Linked DNA regions of Homo sapiens: region 2 is linked to region 1. The links are chromatin loops, found by intact Hi-C in ENCODE. Cell type or tissue: B cell. All regions are shown on one strand.

Region 1 (8,000 bases):
GACAATACGTTCCTCATGAACTGTTGTGAGAACAAAATAAAAAATTATATGTAAAATGCTTGGCATGGTGCCTGACACATGGTAAATACCCAATAAATGTTAGCTATTACTATTATTTAGTCTGAGCCATTGCAAGCTCGCCGTGCCTGGCTCAATTTTATTCTATATAAATAAACATTATACTAAATCCCTTGGCACACAAGATTCCCATGGCCAGTTCCTTTTCTGTCTTGAAAAGTGGGGGGAGAGCTGTGATATCCCCAGAAGAATCTTTTCTAGGATGATAAAGGATCCAGCATGTGTGGCAGGAAAAGCTGGGAGTGAGTGTCTTTAAATTCATCTGCCTTTAAATTTATCTCCTCTAAGTCCACACCTTCTACGTATTTAGGGGCAGACCAGAAATTTGAGGACCCTGAAATTGGATGTAAGTTCTCCTATCTCTGACTGTGCCCACCCCACCCCAAACCCTTTCTCCTTGCCAATGTCCTGTGTGCTCCTTGGTCTATTGCTTGGTCTCTGAAAGGGATAAAGTCAGGGAGATCTGGGAGCCAATGGCTATCAAAGAAAGAAAATGCATTCTTTGCTACTTACGTCTTTGTCCTCAAAGCTGTTTACAGTTTGGGGGAAACTTCCAGTGCTGTCAAGCTCTCTTGTGCCTGCTCCCTTATGCCTAATGGTGGACTCAGTGAATCCACCATCAGAGATTTTTTGGTTGGCCAGCAGACTGGGGCTGAAGGGAATCAGACACTTGGAGACTGAAATGCCAAATGCATCAGTCTAATTTATTCAGACACATTTTCATCTGGGTATTTTCTATACTATCAAACTCTGTATCCTTCAGTGAAGACATTTGTCTTAGCTGAATAAAATCTCTTAATGGTTTAATAAAAAGCACTTAACTCAGTTTTCTTAGTTTTATGAGTGCCTTGAGGTCCTTTAGGAGAGCAAACTTCTTTGCTGGGATCATTGAGGGAAACATAATTATTTTTCTGCCTTCTGATACGTTATTTTCTGGAAGGAACAGTTCTAGATGCTCATCATATGCTCACAAACTCTCTGAAGCTCTATCGAAGGACAGGTTATTCTCAGTGATGAACTAAGTGGTGTTCCTTCTTCCATCCACAGCTGACCTGCCAGTCCCCTCAAAGACATCTCTGCATCTTTATTCCTTTCTTTGCTGAAATAGCATCAGTACCATTATCGTCACCAATTTGTTCTGTTCAGAATAAATAGAGAAAAGAGTCTGGAGGTCAGTTAGAACCAAACGCCAGGAGCAAAAAGCCAAACATGAAATTAGGTTAGTAGAAATTTCATGAGAACAAAAACAATTGAGGAAGGGAAGGAGGAATAAATGTAAAGAAACAGAGAAGACTCAGAGAGAGAGAGAGAGAGAAAGACTAGGAGAGGCAGGAAACAAGACACAGGCCAGGGGAGGGTGGACTGCAAAAGGAAAGAGTGGACTGCAAAAGGAAAGAGTGGAAAGGTAAGGGAAGGAAATTTAGTAAATAAGAAAGCCAAGGTAAAGTGAAGAACTGGAACATAATACATGACCAGCAGAAACACAGCAAGAATCACAGAAAGGGAAAGAGGAAGAGTGGGAGTGTAGACAGAAAAGGAGGAAGAGGATAAAAAAATATGTGGGGTGGGAGAGAGGAAAAGTAACACATTTAGGAATTGCGGATGGTTGGAATGGAGAGTTTCATTATTGAAAATTAGCATAGAGATGGTTTTCATTTTCCCAGTAAGTAAATAAAGGCATGAGAGGTTAAGTGACCTTTTATCCATCTGACTTCCATTCATACAATTGAACAATTATTTATTGTGCACCTTCTGTGTGCACTGCACAGTGCTAGGCACCAGGGACACAGTGTTGAATAAGGCAAACAACGTTCTTGTCCACAAGGAGCTCACAGTGCAGCGGGGGCATATGGACAAGTGAACTGGCCAGCACCACGATGTGAGGGTTAGGGTAGTGCTGGAACCATGGAAATCTTGCAGAAGAGTCCCAAGACAGTCATGTGTGTGTGTGGCATGGGCAGCAAGAGGGGTAGGTGACAGTGCACCTGGCAGAGTGAAACACAAACCAAAAGGCTAGCCTCCAAGAGCCCTCTAGCCTCAGAGATGCTCAGCCACAGAGCCTGGACTGCAACTCAAACGTGTAGTTCCCAGCCCCCACCATCTGGCTCCCTTGGGGTTTGGTTTTGAGCCCTTCAAGGCCCGACATCCTGATAACTCATCTCTAACCTGCATATGAAGGATCAAATCCAATAGCAGCCTCGTTTCCCATCTGTCATGGAATCGCTCAGTGTCTCTCTCTCCTCTTCAGGATCAATTGCAAACTCCTAACATCCAGGCCCTTTTCCTTCTGGCTTGTATTTACACAGTGCCCATTTTCTTACTCACTCTCCTGTCTTTCCATCATGTTCCAGCCATACTGAAGTGCTTGCAGGTCTGTGAAGAGGCCTCCATTCTTTTACAGGTAAGGAGCCCTTGCTGGGACATGTTTCCTGTCCCTGCCCCACCTGCTCTTACAGTGCCTTTGATATACACTTTGAACTCACCCTAAGATTCATTCCAGATTCCATGTCCTCTCCTTCTGCTCCTGAAAACCTTTCCTCCACTAACCTCTCTTGCTGAGCCCAGGCAGGTCAGGCATCCCTTTCCCTAGGCCCTCACTGCACCTCTCTCATAGCAGTTACCACACCTGATGTCTTAACCATCTCTTGACTAGACTGTCTTTCCCGGTAGGCTACAGGGCCTTTGAAGGCATGGACTGGAGCCTGTTCATTCATCTGTTTACCACTGGCGCCTGGCACAGCTCCTTGCTTACACAAAGTGTTTTACAAATGTTTAGGGAGCTGACTTGAAATGAGTCCCCAGTGAGTTGAGTTGCAGGCAATCCCTAATTCAGTTTGGAGGAATTGCTCAACCCCTCTTCCCATTTCATACAAGACACACTTTGATCTGCAAAATGGAATGGCAGACTTCCCCAGGAGCGCCCACCAGGTGAGGTTTCCATTGGGTGAGGTCTTGGTACCACTCCTGATTGTGCTAGTGCACAGACAAAGCCCAGGGAGGGTGACAGGCTTGAATTTCTGCTCTCTTAGTACAAGCCTCACATTTTATAGAAACTTAGAGAAATTTGAGTGAGTTTGGCTCCTGTAATCAATCACAAAGGGAGTAGAGGGGTCTTAATGCCTTAATTTATTGGATTGTTTCTAGCCAGTTAATTCATTCATATTAATATACTCAATTGATAATTATGAAGTGCCAGGCTGGATGTTCACCTTCTTAGGGCGTCTTCTCAGTGTACATTTGTTTTCATATGCCTGGGATACAGAATGTTACTGTTCTTTGCTGAGTAAACTTTAATCAGCATGTTCCTCTTTGGCCTGTGGTAGCATATGAGCTTATGGTTCCTGCGATTCATTTTATCTTTTTAAATTTAATAAGATACAACTTGGATGGCCATTAAGGGTCTCCTGTTGTGTGTGCAAGAGCCCAAAACTAACATGGATAAAATTAACTCTGGTTCATTATGTTCAGCAAGAAAAGTTTTATCCCTTCCGGTCTCCTAGCCAGGCCACAAAGGCAAAGTCTGGGAAGAGCTGTTTTCATTTTTTTCACTTTCCTGTATCCATGTGACATAAATAATATGACAGTTAAATAGGTCTGATTAATGCGGTCATCTTGGAAGCTGATTTGGATCACCACAGTGCAGCCTAGTGGACTTCATTCACTCGTTCTTTCATTCAACAAACATTTATCAAGGACTCTGTGCTTGTTCTTGTGCCAGTTGCTAATACCTAAAGATAAAAGAAAACTGTGTCTGCTCTTGAACTCACAGCTTACATTTCCAGAACATGACAATTAACTGACCCCTCACGGTTGGTGTGTAGTGTGACAACACGAGGCAGGGTGTGGTTGTGGAGGCTGAGTGCATCAGGTGGGCTTCACAGAAGAGGCAACCCTTAGACACTATTCAGTTGGGTCTGGTACAGAGGAATGACAACCAGAACAGATATGGTTCCCAACTTCCAGCAGGAGGCAGCAGGACAGTGCTTTCTGGGCAGACGTGTGTGCTTGTTCTTAGAGAAAAGTTCTGCGTCAATCTAGATTCCCAAGTTCCTATTCAGGATACCAGAGTAAGGCTGGACCTTGAGGATGACCTGGAATACTGTCTTCTAGTAGTGCTACCATCAGAAAGGCACACAAAAAAGCAAAACCCAACATTTAGCCAATGGTCAATCCCTCCATGGGCCCACCCACCACCTTCTTTTCCAAGTCAGCCACAAGCATGTAGTCTGATCAGGTTTCTGCTCTGATTATTCTGCCGAGGCTGTGTCTCATTCTACTGTGTTGTGGACACCTCAGCTGCATTGGCCATCCACGGGCTGGGAAAGTGTCCTGTCCTCTCCAAGCAGCAGAGGGGATAATCCCTTGTCTGTACCAGAAAATTCCTCCAACGAGGGTCTTACTGATGGAAGGGAGCACACTGGAACTCATCTCAGAATCTTACGCCCAAAATCAACTTTTAGGATGACTGAGAATTTCCCATACCCCAGGCTCTCCTTTCAGGTACAGATGTTGGAAAATGTTAACAGTGGCCTCTACCGACCAGACATAGTATTACCACATACTTAAATCTCGTCTAGATAATTCACATTCATTCATTCATTTGTTCACTCATTCATCAATCAGTAATTTTTCAGCAAACATTTATTGAGCATTTACTATAAGATAAGGCTATTCACAGGGTGCAAGGATGAATGCCCCAATCACCTTTCCCTAACCCCACATTTTCTCTCTCGCTGGTCCAGACAATGCCTGAAATGTACAAATTTATGTCTCCTTGGTCTTAAAGCATGCTAATCCACAGTGACAACGCAGAAGGTTTTCAGTTCAAAGTTACAGATTACTCCTTGGTAGTCATTAACACTTTAGTAGGAATTAGTTTATTCTGTCAGAAAAAGGCAACCTTTGGGTGAATAAATACAGAACCATGTAAGTTTTAATTAATAAAAGGGATAAGAAGTGATCTAGGATATGCTTCTAACATGAGGTAGTACAATGAGACTCAAAGAGCTAAAAAAGGCAGGGGGGAATTTAAGCCATTAGGCACTTGGAGAAAAGAGGGAGGTCAGAAAAAAAGGCAGTATGAATAGTGGCTTTGGAGGATATGTTCTGAATTCAAATCTGGCCTCTCTCATTTACTAGCATCCGATTTCAGGTGAGCCTCTTAACGTCTGTAAACTTTCCTCTAAAATCCTCACATAGCGTGTGGGAACTGAGCCATGAATGTCATGTAAAATACTTAGCACGACGCTGGGCATAATGTTAGCAGTCAGTAAACATGAGTCAAGTCATTATGACCAGAGAGAAGGAATAGGCTATAAATGAGACTGTGGAAACAGCAGGGCAAACTCGACCTCTACCTCTTTTTCTTTTCTTTTCTTTTTTTCTTTTCTTTCTTTCTTTCTCTTTCTTTCTTTCTTTCTTTCTTTTTTCTTTCTTTCTTTTTTCTTTCTTTCTTTCTTCTCTTTCCTTTTTTCTCTCTCCCTCTTTCTTTCTCTCTCCTTCCTTCCTTCCTTCTCTCTCTCTCTCTTTCTTTCTTCCTCATTTTTTTTTTACTATGTCCAGCCCTCCCTCTGCTCATCACATTCCCTGAGCCACTTGTTGGTGCTGCCTTCTCAACTTTATGCAGCTGTCCTGCAGTGAGCACAGGATTCAGGGCACATCCAAGCTCCTGACTATGCAGCTGGAGAATGGAGCCAAGGATCAGTCCAGAGACATGTAGGAGGAGTCCTTAGGTCACCGTCAGTTCTGAGTCTGGGAGGAAGGCCTCATTAGTGTACATGGGCAGACAAGTCCCTGTGGTCATTCCTGCCTCTCCTCCCTCTGCTCCTTCTCCTACTTGGCTGGTATCACCACCTGACCTTGCACCTTCTGAGGAACATGAAGACAGGAGCTACTTCTTAGTATTTATCTAGAATCTCTCCAGAATTCTATTCCTGGAGATTTGAGGTAGATTAGTGGATGGTTATGCATTTTCCAAAATTAGCATGCCTCATTAGCTTGGCTCAGAAGTAACTGGAAAATGCGGCTACCCACAGCAGCTGGGAGGTTTTTCGAAGGAACCTACTAGCCACAAAGCATATCAGAGGGACATGATAAGATCTTCAGAAGCCCACATATCAGATTGAGGATTCAGTTGCCTCTGTGAGTGAGTAATCAGTGAGTAGCCAAGCAGTGCTGTTATTTTAGCTTGACGTCAAGGCAGTACGTGGGGCCGATCTGAATATAAACCTCAGAACTCTGGCTGCCACGTTCAGCCAGGAGACCTAGGCACAAAAATTGCTGATGGGGCTCATGGAAAACTTGAGAATTTAGGGAGCTGAGTTTGAGGTGATAGGTCACCAGGATTAAAATCCCTAGGGAGGAGAACAAGGTGAAGTCTACCCCACCCACTTGGAGAGTCCACACATGAGCAGCCTAATCATCTGAAGATGGAAGAGACTGAAGCAAGTCAGGCTCTCCCTGGGAATACCGCATTGTTGGTGGGGGGAAACTTGTCAGGGAACCCCTGGGAGGGCCCTCTGAATGTATTCTAACCCAATGCTAGAAAAATAGTTGTCCCAAATTGCTCAAGGAAACCAGAGTTAGACCATCAGTGGAGAGAGTGTCTTTCCCATCTCAAAGGAGGGGGCAATTGGGCAACCATTTAGGGAGCCAGAGAGTCAACATGGGGTGAAATCTTGCCAGAGATTGAGAACAAATTTCCCATGGTTTGAATCCCAGCACTACCTTGTGTGTAATCTTGAGGAATTTTTTGAACTCTTCTAAACCTTAATTTTTTCTACCTGTCAAATGGAGGTAATAGTGTCAAGCACCTATTGTAAAGATGAAATAAGGTAATATATTTAAAGGGCTTTGAAAAGGTAAATGGTAAGAGTACACAGACTAATGTAACCCATATGCCCCAGGATTTACTAGCCTGTAACCATAGTCTAAAGTCCTATTTCCTTTTAATGTCTGCATTTGTATAGTATGAGCCCCACTGGCCTAATTGCCAGTGATCATAAGTAGAATTTAATAAGAGAATGCTGACAGCTTAAGCACAATTTCTGGAAAAAACAAGAGCAGGTCTTACCACAGGGAGGCAGCCACATTATCTTTTTATATAAACAAGGTCCCCTGATCTCCTTTTCCTCAGTGGCAGGAAACTGAGCCAGGCATGGATTGTCCCTCCTTTCGTACAGCATCGCCCTGGAGGCTGTCTGAAGGAAAGTGCAGCTAGTGGATTTTTTTTTTTTAATGTAGGGAGGCTAGGTGTCCCCAGAGGAGGCTGGGCTGGATAGAATTCATTCACAGACACAGAAATGATCCCCAGGGTAGCCTCTGCCCTATCTCTTGAACCACACCTCAAAGGTGATTGAATGTTTACAAAGCACATAATCAGACAGAGAAGTGGATGCACAGAGAGCTGGGGTAATTTTGTCCAAGGTCAGACCATGAATCAGTGTCTGGCTTGCACTGCATTTCTGCCCTCGATTGCACTCTGCTTTCTTTCTAAATTCATCCAAGTCCTGCCTGCTCCATTCCTCTTCCTTCTTCTCTTCCTCCCATACTAATGTTGCTCCATGTGGACAATATATGCACACATATTGAAAGTTGGTGCAAGTTTTCTCACTTGAAAACTGTGTAGGACTGTGTATAGAAATTAAACTGGGAGTTTCTAATTATCCACTCTAAAGAGAAATGCCAATGGAGTGAAAAATCCAAGAGAGCAATTACACATAACCCCAAATGGTTTATTTTTAGTTGAGAATAAAATGTGTGCCCCTCTATTTGCAGCATATTTAATTTCTCTATTATGCTTTGCCCAAGTGAATTTGCATTCTTTGAGCGCCCAGCAAGTGACAGTGTAGGCAGTGAGCCACCCAGAAGCATGTTGGGTGGCAAAAGAAGCCAGCTGGAGATTAAGCACTTACTTTGCAAAG
Region 2 (8,000 bases), 230 kb before region 1:
AGCCACAGCCTGAGTTCGTCTTATGTCACCTCTTGCTTGGACTCTTGAGTTATTGCAGTGGTCTCCTCACTGGTCTCAAACCATCCTATTCTAGCTGCTATGCTATCCTCAGAGCAATTCATCTAAAGTGAACATTTGATGGTGTTATTCTCAATTTTTTTAATGGCTCTTCACTGCATGAGCATGAAGTTCTTTCCAGCTGTGTGAGCTTGGGCAAGATACGCAAGTTCTCAAAGCCTAAGATGCCTCATCTGTGAAAATGAGAATTCTGGTAGCTGCTTCATGGGGTTGTTATGAGAAGCAAATGAGGTAATATGAGTAAAATAATTAGCACAGTGCCTGGCACATAGCAGTTATCAATAGTGGGGTAGAGATGATGGCAGTGATGAGAAGAGGGGAGAGTAGTTTTTATTATTGTTATTATAGAGGAAAGTCTTTATCATCTGAACCCAAATTTCTATCTGCAGCACCGATCTTTCTCCTGAACTGCAGATTCATGTACATAACTGGCCACACAGCATTTTCACCTGAATGTCTAATGTACATCACACATTTAGCAAGTTCAAAACTGAACTTATATTCTATCCCCCAAACATGCCCTGCCCACAACTCAAATGACAATTTCCCAACTCAGATAACAATCCCTTCCTCCCAGGAGCTCATACCAAAAACCTCGACTGCTCTCACTCTCTCATGGATCCCCATTCGTTCCATCTTTAAGTCCTGTTTCCACGTCTGTGAGATCTATTCAGAATTCAGCCCCTCCCACCACCTCTCTCAGTGCTTCTGTTGTCCTGGGCCCGGCCACAGTCCTCTGCCTGGGCTACTGCACTAGCCTTCTCCCCAGTCCCTCGCTCCTGCCCTCACCCTTTGTGGCTTATTCTCCTGCAGCAGCCAGAGGGCTGCTTTTATGGCAGAAGTTAAATCACTCCCCTGCCCCGAATCTTCCACTGGGGCAATCCGGGTGCTGCTCCATCTGACTCCTTCCTGCTATTACGCCTCTTATCATCTCCCATTGCCTGCACCCTCTCTCACTCCACTCCTGCCACACTGGCCTCCTTCCTGTTCCTTGAATGTGGCAGGCATGCTCCTGCCTAGGGCTTTGCACTTGGTGTCCCTCTGCCAGAAACACTCTTTCCCCCAGGGTGAGATGCTTCAGCCCTCATCTCCCCAAGTCTTGCTCAAATGGCACCTTCATGGTGAAGCCTGCCCTGGTGAACTTACAGCAAATCACACCCCCAGCACTCCCAGTCTCCTACTTGGCTCTGTCTTTCTACACAGCACTAATCACCCTCTGGCATAGTATATAGTCTACTTATTTCTTGTGTGTATTGCCTGTTTTAAAGACTAGGGAGAAACCAATGTCAGAAGGTAGATGTTTGTCTCCCCATACAGAGGCACATCCTCTTATTTCACACATCATGAGTCCTTTCAGCATTCCTCCTTAGCAGGTAAGAGGTGTAGAAGTGGAGGAGGTGCCGTATATCACCTTTGATGGGGAGCACAGAACAGGTAGAGGACAGCAGCAAAGGCACGCCTGTGTCAGCTAGCCCATCGTATGGAAGGCTCTGCATCCGGGTGAACTAATTATGCTTTATTGTGCAGGAAATGAGAAGACTGTGAAGGTTTTGAAGGAGAAAAACAACATGACAGGAGCCAAGCATTAGGAAAATTAGTTTGGCAATGATGAGAAAGGTAAATAGAAGGGAGTGAGTGAGACTCCTGAGACCAGACTGTTGCAGTCATTTTAAAAAAGTGGTTAGGGCCTAAGCTTGGAGAGTGGAAGTGGGAAGGAAAGGGGGACAGATTGAGGAAACTGCTAAGGGAATAATTGTTGATAGGGCTGGGTAACTGGTGGGACTTAAGAGGGCTGTCTGGAGGGCTCTGTACTGAGGGCCTCTTCACTTGGCACTCTGCACTCTCTCCCAAGGTGATCTCAGCCATTCCCATGGCTTCAGCTATCAACCGTAGGGCCAGAACTCCCAAATATGTCACTCCAGTGCAGGTCACTGAGCTATAGACGCTTTTTAGAAGCTCCCCTGGGAGACCTCACAGGGACCTCATGCCCAACATAAGCAGGACAGAAATCAACATCCCCACCCTTTACAGCCTGCTCCATGCCCACAGCTCAGGGAAGGCTTCACTGTCCAGCCAGGAGCTAGGAAACCATCTCAGGTCCCTCCCTTCCCATGTCTACGCACTCCCCATGTCCTCCATGACTTTCTCTCTCCTTTGCCATCACTCTAGGCCTGGCAGCCATCCTCTCTTTCCTAGACAATGTCAGTAGCTCCCTGAGTGATCTTCCAGGGGCTCCTCTTGTCATGCTCCAATCCATTCACTCTAATGGTGTTTTATTTACTTATTTTAACATAACCTAAGTGACCCTCGAATAATGCAAGTCGAATCATACTTTTTCCTATGAAAACCCATCAATAGTATCTCATTGTTCTTAGAATAATCTACCAAATCCCTAACGTGGCTTCGAAGCCTTGCCACTGTAATCTTGACCCACATCTGTCTCATCCTCACTTTGCATTAGAGTGAGTTTCAGCAATGTTGGCCTCACCTGATAGTCCTTGAGCTCTTTGAGGATGGAGATCATGTCTGAACACCAAGCAGAGTGCCTGGCATATGGGAGGTACTAGGGATGTTGTTGAATGAAGCAGTAGGGTGCTCAGTAGGATCAAATGCTGCGAAGAGGCCAAGAAGGGCTGAGCAAAAGGCTTTGGAGTTGGCATGGGAACAGAAAGCAAGTTTGTGTACCACAACACGATGTCTAGGAGCAAAAAGAGATGTCACTGAGCATGTGAGGCCTTAATTGTTTGGCCTGTTAGGGGAATGAGCATTCTGGCTAACTAATGTGTCTGCATAGGGTGAAGATCCAAACTTTTCTGTTTTAACTCTTGTTGGCAAAATGATTTCTTTTTACAACACATGTGTTTTACTTCCCTGCCTTTAGCAATTGTACCAAAGCAACTAACTACAGAAACCTAATTAATAAATGGGGGATTTGGGGAGCTCATTTGAACTTTGGTCTTATGTTTGAAGCAAAGGTAGAGAATGTGCCCTAGACAGCATTTTGAATAAATTCCTGATTTCTCCTTGTTGGAAGTGCGTGTGTGTGTGTGTGTGTGTGTGTGTGTGTGTGTATGTGTGTGTGTGTGAAAGCAAGGGAGGAAGCCCAATTTTGGCTGTATTACAAAGAAGCTACACACAAGGCATATCGTCACATTCCACACATTGTGAGTCCTTTTGGCATCCCTCCACAGGAAGCAAGAGATGGAGAAGTGGAGGAGGCCCTGTATATCACCTTCATTGGGGAGCACTGAACAAATAGAAGGCAACAGCAAAGATCCATCTGTGTAGGCAGAGGTCATCTCATGGAAAGGCCTTCATCTTCCCCCAGTGAGGCGACACTCACCACACCAATATCATGGAGCTGTCGTGAGGATTACATGATATAACATGCTCGCCACGTGGGGGTGCTTGTGTGCATAATGAGATATTTGTTTATATCTCATGTCTCTATGAGACTGTAAGCTCCTTTTCCCCTCCAGAGCTGGCTCATAGTGCTTGACGATATCACAGATTGATTAGCTGTAAGTAACTTGAACAATTGAAAATGCAAGTAGAATTTCCTCCTGTAAAGTTCTTCCAAAATGGACTCAGACTCCATTTGTCTGAAATGGTTGGTTGGTGGCTGTAAGATTTCCTTCTTAAGGCCCGAAGTGTGTTCCCTGTATCATCTCACCACCAAGTCCATGGTTCATTTGTCTGTCAGCATCGCAGTGGCCAGTCTTGACGACTGGTCAGGAGGTAGATGTCTGTCTCCACGCACAGAGGCACATCCTTTTATTTCCACGATCCTTCCATGCATTGTGGAAGGAAGCCAAGTGCTTGGCACATGGTGGATGCTTCCTTCCCGTTACAAAACTATAAACCCAAAAGTGTGTGGAAAATCATAAAGTGCGAGGATATACTCTTGCATGGTACAGACGTTTGATGAGATGAATTCAGGCTTTCATTAACCCAGACCCTACTTTTCATCATTTCTCTCTTCATAATTATAACAAGGAAGAGTCTTGGTTTGGAGAAAGGGAGGAAGCTCTAGGCATCAGATCATTATTCTCCAAACCCCAGGAGGGTTCAGGGAAGGCTTCTCCTGGAGAGCCTGTCCTTTTGGTGGGAGCTCAACAGAGAAAGGAAGGAGGTGGCCCTGCCTCAAGGCCAAAGCAGTTCTCACCATGAGCCCAGGGCAGAGGCCTGTGGCTATGGCTCTGCCTAAATTGGGCTTTCTATGTTACTGACTCTCTGTAAATGGCAAGTAATAAGTTATGCTGTGCTAACATTTTCCCAGCCTTGCTGCATTAAGATGGAAAATTACACCTAGGTTTAAATACACACACACACACACACACACACACACACACACACACACAAACACACACATGGCTCTTTGTACCTGTTCCTAGTCATTAAAATGTGTTTCTGAAGTGCTAAATTTATAGTTAATTGCACAGTTAATTCATTATGTAGCCCTGTTTTTTCTTTATAAAACACCAAACTAAAGCAAACCTAGGCAATTACTTGAAGTCTCAGAGATATCACAAAAGGAACGACTTAATTTAGTAAATAATTTTAACTTAAATAATTATTTACTGAGAGAGAGAGTTTGCTGAGTGCCTCAGGAGATTGCCTACTATTGGCCTCATAATAAACCTTCCGAATAATTTCTGATTAATTACTTACACAAGCAACATTTTATTTACTTTGAACAAGTTGGGTTTTAAAAAGAGGCTATAAAATATCAGTGAGGACACCCCAGCAGCACTTCCTGGTCTTTTTTAGGCCTGTGAAAAAATGGGGTTGGTGGAGGATGAGTTCCAATTCTGTACCCTCTAAAGGCAGATCAGCCAAACTACCTTTTGGACAGTTTGTAGCTCAGTGTTTCTTTATAAATTTGGGATTTCATTTCATACCACGGTCTGAACAAATTTACTATGGATTTTTGATTTTGTTTTTGTTTGTCATGTATTTCAAGGTATCATGCACAAAACAGGCACTCAAATAAATATCAGAAAAATGGAAGTTTGTAGTAATACCAGCAGCAGAATTTAAAAATATATAAATGGCTGTCAGATATAGAATAGGAATCCACATAACATTCAGAGTATATTAAGAAAATGTAAGATTATTAAGGTATTTTAGACTAGAAAAATGGCAAAATGAGCCAATGATTTCTGCTTGTTTGGAATTGAGACCTGGAATTTTGATAGTGCTTTTAAAGTGCTCTAGGGCATATGTCTATTTTTGAAATTAATGTGAGATAAAATAGTGTTTTGAGAATTTTGTGTAAACTAGAAATACCCTAATGTATCAGAAAAGTCACATTTAGGAGTCATCACTCCAATTTCTAAGACTGTAGGCCCTGGATGACAGGCCAGATGCAATACCAATGAGGTCATATCACCGTAAGCTTCTCACCACTCATGGTTGCTTCTGACCTGTGCAAGGGGGTAAGAATCCCAGTCAGGCCTTATCTCCAGGACCTCCAGGACACATGGAGGACAGAAAGCTACAACTTCTTGCGGATTCACCTTTCAAAACAGACCAGTTTTACTTGGAAGGGTTTTTTTGGGGGTAAGGAGGTGGTGACTATCTCTCCTCTTGGCTTATTTGAAGGGCTGTTTATGTAGAAGGGGAATTAGATTTTACCTGCACGGGCCCAGAGTGTTAGAATCTGGGCCAGTGAATGGAAGGGTCATAGGGAATGAGATTTCCATTCAGGGTAAGGAAGAAATCTGCAATAGGCCCATCAGAAGGTGGTTCCCTCGGGAGATGGTATGTTTCTATCCTGTTTTTTCAAGCAAGAACTGGCATCCATGCTGAACAGATGCTGGGAAAGAGCTCAGCTGGGTGGAAAGGGTGACAGCAAGGAGACCAGTGGGTGGACGTGGCCAGATGAGACCTTGGTCCTTACCACACACCTTTAAGATGCCTTCCTGTCATCTTTTCCTCTTCTCTGGATACTTTCTGGCTTGTTAATGTCCTTCTCAATGGGTGGTGCCCAATACTCCAAATTCAGGGTAGAATATGGAGTGGGGGTAATGATGCTGTTTGATTTGGACCCTAAGTTTTATTAATACAGCCTAGCCTGTACCAAGTCCTCCTTTGCACCCAGGCTTGACACATAGCATTCTGATATTTGGTGCTTAATTTAAAGTTAATTAAATCCCTGTGACTTCTTTATCCGAACCACTATCAAGATAGATCTCTGATACGTGGACTTTATGGAATGAGTTTTTTAAATCAAAACTTTATTCTGTTACATTTTATCTCATTGATGTCAAACTATGGTGTTATTGATTTTGGTGGGGGGTTGGCGGGGGTAGAGTGGGTAACTTTGAATGCTGACTCTATCCCCTAGGCCATAAGTGGACTTCCCCTTGTTGTCTTCTCTGGCTGTGTAAGCACATCTCCTACATTTTTACACAAGTCAGGACTGGGCCTTGAAAAATCTTGGGAAATATCTTTTGAGAACTTCCTTGAAGTAATACAATCACAGGCTGAAGAAGTGGAAAAGAACTTAGTGGATATCTAATTCAACTTTTTTGTTATATACATGAAGAAACCTAGATTTATAAAAGTTATAATCTTGGGGCAATGTTGTTGTCGGCTTATATTTGTTAATATCCTGACCATGCTTTTCCATTTTGTTCAGGAGACATTATTTTAAAAGTCTTGCTGAAATCAAGACACATGGGATCCATGGCATCTGGTATGGACATTTTATAATATGGCATTTACCTAAGACCAGTATAACTACTTCAGCCAAATACACACACACGCACGCACACACACACATACACACATACATAGGTACACACATCACACATACACACCATTGGTTTGGCATCTATTTTTGTCTTATGCTGCTTTGAATGCACCAACTTTTTCTTTCCAAAGGCTCATAAACCATATCTTTATCTTTCTAGAATTTAGATCAATCTTCAATGTAGAGAACACTTACATTTAATTTCATAAGCCTTAGAAAACAATGTGGCTTCTAGATCACAGTGGCTTTTTAATGTCTTTCTTCCTTTTTAATTTTTGACAAAAGAAAAAAACTAAAATTCAATTCAGCATACATTTTAAAATTTATTCTAGAATTTGGGGTTTACAGTGGCTGAGTTCAAGGCTTTATTATACCTCCTTCAATTTCCTGAAGTCAGCCTGCTCTTTTCTAGAAAAAGTCTTTCTATCTCTGAGACCATGGCCTCAATACTGAAGAATGGGAGGCAGGAACCAGGTGCTATGGGAAGTTGTCATATCTGCAGGCAAGGGTGAGACTTGCCTGTGTCAAGGAGAGCTCACACCAGGCGCTCACGTTTGAGACCTTCCTGCCCTTAGCCCAGCTGAAGGAGACTCTGGACTCTTGCTCTGGCCCCACCTCCATTATCTTCTTTGCATCTCTGTTTTCACCTTGCTGAGGAAACAAAACATCCCCCGTCCCCTCACTTCCCTCCCCTGCCCAGACACACTGCATAGGAACTTAAAGGAAATTATCCCGAAAAAGAAGGGAGCCGTTGATAAGCCTCTGTGGGCGTCTGTGAAGGCACACATCATCTGAATGACAGGTTTGCATGTAAACAGCCGCAACTCATGAAAATAGTTTTTAATCTACTTGAAAGGCATATTCTCAGAAGGAAATCAAGCTCCCTCCAGGTGCATGGCAGCTCTTTGAAGGAGGAGCTGCTGCAGCAAAAATACAAGCCATTAGGAGATTCTACTTTTTATGACCCTTTCTTCTCCTTCTGCATCACCTCCCCTGCTCCTCCCCATTGGGGAAAGCATCTCTGGAGGGCTGTTGACTGGAGAAAGGGGGAAGGAGGAGGTGGGGGAATTACCTTCTCTCCTGGCAGATCAGGGCCGACTTCCAGCAATGGGGTACTGCTTGACTTCACACAGAATATCTACCTAATTTTGTTTCCCTTCTTTTT

Evidence for each region. A loop is a pair of places that touch in the nucleus more often than their neighbours do. Peaks named below come from ENCODE experiments on the same cell type or tissue, not always from the same donor. Only the 100,000 strongest peaks of a DNase experiment are listed, where the experiment ranks them.
Region 2: a loop joins it to region 1, with 25 times the contacts of the local background. A loop is called at or near these places in 4 of 110 quality-filtered maps.

What each region holds. Positions count from the first base shown.
Region 1 is chr1:175,477,924-175,485,923 of GRCh38, reverse strand. All of the region lies in intron 2 of TNR (tenascin R), which reads left to right. Among named protein-coding and RNA genes, the nearest start is that of TNR, 260 kb to the left of the region's middle. In B cell, CTCF peaks have their summits at 4,402 and 4,601; a DNase peak (open chromatin) is centred at 4,603; H3K27me3 peaks cover 338 bases.
Region 2 is chr1:175,704,458-175,712,457 of GRCh38, reverse strand. The region is part of intron 1 of TNR (tenascin R); the gene reads left to right. Among named protein-coding and RNA genes, the nearest start is that of TNR, 35 kb to the left of the region's middle. In B cell, no CTCF peak of the experiment used is centred here; a DNase peak (open chromatin) is centred at 3,477.